Regions from separate parts of the Homo sapiens genome. Here region 2 is linked to region 1. Evidence: chromatin loops called from intact Hi-C (ENCODE). Cell type or tissue: Panc1. All regions are shown on one strand.

The links. Peaks named below come from ENCODE experiments on the same cell type or tissue, not always from the same donor. Only the 100,000 strongest peaks of a DNase experiment are listed, where the experiment ranks them.
Region 2: it touches region 1 in a loop (16-fold over the local background); 65 of 110 quality-filtered maps call a loop at or near these places.

What each region holds. Positions count from the first base shown.
Region 1 is chr2:200,701,910-200,704,409 of GRCh38, forward strand. It overlaps the pseudogene AOX3P-AOX2P and the pseudogene AOX3P. Among named protein-coding and RNA genes, the nearest start is that of LINC01792, 32 kb to the right of the region's middle. In Panc1, CTCF peaks have their summits at 1,449 (motif pointing left) and 1,655; a DNase peak (open chromatin) is centred at 1,422.
Region 2 is chr2:199,972,819-199,975,318 of GRCh38, forward strand. All of the region lies in intron 2 of LOC124906112 (a long non-coding RNA gene), which reads right to left. Among named protein-coding and RNA genes, the nearest start is that of MAIP1, 18 kb to the left of the region's middle. In Panc1, CTCF peaks have their summits at 1,084 and 1,289; no DNase peak of the experiment used is centred here; H3K27ac peaks cover 944 bases.

The DNA of each region.
Region 1 (2,500 bases):
ATTCCTTCGGTTTTCCCTTCTCTAACTCAGAAGAACCAATTTTAACAATTGTTTCAAAGCTACCCAACAAGGAGAGGCATGGGTGTTTTCCCCACAATTTAGGACTCAATTCTTTAGATCAACATTTTTTGGTGAAAAGTACAGGTGGAATAAAACTATTTTTAAATACTCATTTGTTTATTAATTTTATAGGTAATTAGGCTTTTACCAGGCACCAGGCACTGGGCTACCTGCTGGTAAATCAATCCCCCCGAAAAAAACATGAATTCTTCCCTAGGAACTAATAGTATTGTGGGAAATGTGGCTATATAAAGGAATAATTACAGAGTGATGCAATAAGTGTATTTGACATAAATATTTTCCTTTATGATTAGTGGAATATTTCTCCACAATCTATGGAATGCATTCAAAATTGACTTTTTTTGGATTAGCTCAGTTTTAGTGACTTTTAAATTTTGATTGAGGAAAATCTGGGATTTTTAAGAGAGGAAAATCTGGGATTTTTAAGAAAGGAAAAGACAAAAATAGATACCCGCTTAAATGCTACATACACTAATTTTAAAGGTATATGTAAAGTTGCAAGCACTAGTAAAATAACTTGTGTTTGTTATGCTCCTCAACACTTTTCCCTGTATTTTCTACAAACGAATCTCTTTGATAATAAAAAGTAGGTTTTTTAAATGTTGCTTTTTTCCTTGTAGAAATGCACAATAAGAGCATGCATAATGCTAGAAAAACTTTGACCTAAAACAGCCTTTTCAGTCATTTTATAGTTCTCTGAATAACTGGAAAATTGTAGTTTACACACACTCACACACACACATACACACACCCCCCGTAGGTTTCTGTTGCTGATTTTACCTGCGGTTTCAACACCGCTGAGTCAACTTCATGGTGCTGGCCCTTTATCTGAAAAATTGATTCATTCTCTCAGTCTTTGCCTTTGAACCTAAATCACCTTGTTGTTAATATCCTTTGAACATCCTTTGAACTCTCAATAAATATCTGTTTTATAATCTCAAAGGGCAAAAACCTCTATTTGTAAGTTTTCAATGCCAAATCACAGTCATGTTAAAACAGGTCAAATAAGTGCATGTTCTGAGTTCAGGGTGTAATAGGAAAAGCCATAGAGACGTAGGTAACTTAGGGACAGTTACCTTCTTTCTAGATGAATCCTTAGATTCCTGAGCTGGGATGCCTGGTCTAAGTTGGTCTATTTGGTAAGCAAAACAGAACCTTATTGAAGAAAACTCTGCCCCAAAATGTCGCATCTGTTTATGCAAATGAAAATCAAACCATTCTTAAGCAACTGGTCTCGGCTTCAAGAAGTACTGTGAACAAGTCTTATTTAAAATGAGAGCCACAAAGCCTACTTCAGGTTCTTTTTACAAGAGCCTTTTCTGTCCAATTTCCCAAAATTAAAGCATGAGCTCCCTCTGCTGAGTGAATTCACATGTGTTGATGAAACAGACTCCAAAAACATTTGTATATTACCTATTGAACCATTATGTTCCTGTAAACATAAGCAATTATAAATATAAAACATATTTATATTTTCTTTTTTTCAAACTCATAATACAGAATGGGATGGAAAGGTAAAGAAAAGTAATTCACAAGGTAGAGATTCATTAGTTGAGGCTTTTCAGTTTCACAACAATGGTCCTGAGCAACAGCTGCTGGTACGGCAATGCTTTGTAATCACCATGATGAGTTACCAGGGGTTGCTTGCAAGCACCGGTTCTCACAATCAACCTATTACCCAGCTTTGGTTCTTCATAGCACTTATCATATCTGAAATTACAACTGACGTATTCAATTGTCTGGTTATGACTGTCTTCCCCTAAGAGAATGTTGACTTCCTGACAGTGGATAACATGTCTGTGCTTTCAGCCCTTAGAACATGCCTGACACACAGTAGGTGCTCCGATTTGTTTTATGAATTGAGGGAGGCAGAAAAGCAGGCAGGCAGGTCAGCATATACCTATAGTGTCACTTAGGATTATGGTTCAACTAGAGAATGATTCAGTGCCAATCACATGGAACTGGATACAAATTTAGTAGGAAATGATAGAGATAAGAGAGCCAAAGGACGTACGGTGAAAGAGGTGTGGAATTCAAGCTCAACCATAAAGATGGGAAGGACTTGGTGAAGTTAGACAAGGAAACAAGCATGGTGTTAAGCACTGAGGATACAATGACTTAAAGAAAAAGGCCTGGACTTTGCTCTCATGAAGCTTATAATCTGATGGGTAAGACAGGTATCAAAGAAATAAACAAATGAAATGCAAAACTGCAATTGTGACAAGTGCTATGAAAGAGTGGAATGTGATGTTAGAGGAGCAGGTAATAGGGTGACCCAAACTTATCGGACAGTTATGGAAGGCTTCTCTCAGCTGAGATGAAAGGAAGGGGGAGTTACCAGGTAAGGAGGGTGGAACTGCACACACACTGTGCAGGAGACTGGAGGCAGTGCCTGTTGCTGGAGCAGAGAGCAGGGGAG
Region 2 (2,500 bases), 730 kb before region 1:
CCTATCCCTTCATTTTTCTTAAATATCACTAGAAACTCATGAATTCTTTCATTTTTTAGATGAAGTCTCATTCTGTCACCTAAGCTGGAGTGCAGTGGCAGGATCATACTCACTGCAGCCTTGAACCCCTGTGCTCAAATGATCTTTCCACCTCAGCCTTCCAAAGTGCTGGTATTACAGACATGAGCCACCACACCCAGCCTAAACTCATGGATTTTTATTCATCCAATGTAGTATCAATTATAGTTATTATTCTTGTTGATGCCTAAATATGCCCCAGTTTTGCCAGCAGGAGTCCTTGTAATCTGTCTGTGTGACAGATTAAAGATGAACATGACTCTGTTGTTAGTCTTTGAGTGCGCCTGTGTTTTCCAATGTAACAATACATTTCAGGATCTTCTTGTCCATTTCCTGCCTCAGAGCTGGAATCAGCCATTTCTCCAAGGAGTCTTTTTTTTTTTTTTTTTTAGGGCGATGAATTTGAAAACCAAGATTTGAGCATTTTGAGGTGTTTTCTCATTTTATGTCTGTAAGAGAATGTTTATACATGTTTGAGATTTTGGATCATTTACCTACAATAACTTTGGGAAAGCTAAATGTGGATTGTTTGCCTTTATTTCTGTCAACCTTATTTAAAATAATTCTTTCCCCATCACTATGCCCTAACCCTGATTTATTTTGGCTTATAGCACTTATCACGATCAGACATTGTAGGATGTGTTTGTTTATTTCTCCCATTGTCTTTGGAACTAAGGAAAGAACTTTACCTATCTTGTTCACTACTGAAACAATATCTCATACAAAGATATTGTTTCAGGCCCTGAAACAATATCTCATACAAAGTGGAGCTCAGTAAATATTAGTTGACCGGATAAATAAGAGTGAGCCTCACTTCTGTTGAACTTCCTAGTTCACATGGCAGGAACTTTTTCCCTCTTGCTTTTGATTTGATACCCTAGCAAGCTGGATGTGATTTTTAAAATCATGTACAGTACCCCTCTCAAGGAGTATATGGTATTATTGGATGTTTGACCTCACTTTCATGGTCCTGTAACAAATGTCATTCTTTCTGAATTCCACACGATGGAGCTAACTGTATATGGAATCTAAATGCCAGGATTGGCTGTAAGTTTGGTAGGATTTGAAGCCGCTAAGGAAGGGGAAGATTGCTTTGCTTATTGACAGATTTTTCTACATAGATGTGTTTTAGGAAATTGCTCCACAAAAATATTTTATGAATATAATTTGTTGATGTTAAAGTGGTTAATTGCATGGGTCAAATTGGAGGGAAATTTTACCCATATCCCTGCTGGAACCACAGATTGTATCATTCAGTGCCTCTGTAATTATGCCCATCCTGGGAAGACTGTGTGATGTATCAGTCAGGATAATGTAGATTATGCTGCATTAACAAACAGCTTCTCAATCTCAGTGGATTGAAACAAAACAAAACAAAACAAAACAAAACAAAACAAAAAGGTTTGTTTCTTGTTCACACTGTATGTTCAGTAAGAGACACCTGGGGACTCTGCTCAGTGCCAGCTCATCTTCTTCCCCGGACACAGGCTGATGGGAAGCCACTACCGGCTATGATAGCAAATGGAAAAGACAACTCTGAAGGGTGAACCTGGAAGTGATACAATTATTTCGCCAGAACATGGTCTCACTCAACCATAGGGACCCAGGAAGTACAAATCTGCCATGTTCCTGGAAGGCAGAGGGTAAGAAGTATTTGGTGAGATGCAATAATGATTACCACATGCAGAAAAAGCACACGGTTTTACATCACAGAGATCAAGAGAGAGACTTTCCAGGTGTTTTAGTTACACATTATTAACTGAGCATTATTGACTACTCTGCTATGGGGGTCTGGAGATGAGAATCACTCGTTCAGTGTAACAATGATTGCAGATGTCTAAACCAGTTTAAGTGAGAAAGGCTATAGAGCCCTTGAATCCATTATCTCCATTTGATGAGATCTGCTAAGGTGTGCTAACACACTCATTAGATTAATGGGGTCACCTAGGAGGAAGCAGTGGCTTACGCCTGTAATCCCAGCTACTCTGAAGGCTGAGGCAGGAGGATTGCTTGAGTGTGGGAGTTTGAGGTTAGCAGTAGTCTGGGCAACATAGTGAAACCTTGTTTCTAAAACAACAATAACAACAAAATTGGTTATGTCAATATTATTATAAATTGTTCATTATCTCAAATTTTAAGAAACTTACATAAGACCTTGTAAGAGTACTTGATATTGGCCATTTTAATTTCACAATGTGGGCAGATTATGCAAATGATTGGCATACTGTTTAGGATTACTTCTATTAAATAACTGCACGAAACAAAAACTTTTAAATATTATGGCTTAAATAATATAGAAGTAGTTGTTTCCTCTTACACTAATAGAGATTCAGAGATATGATGCTTTGGGGCTTGTATGCCAACTCCACAGAGTCCTCAGAGATCTAGGCTCCTTCTAGTCACAACTATCTTCTTTAGGGCA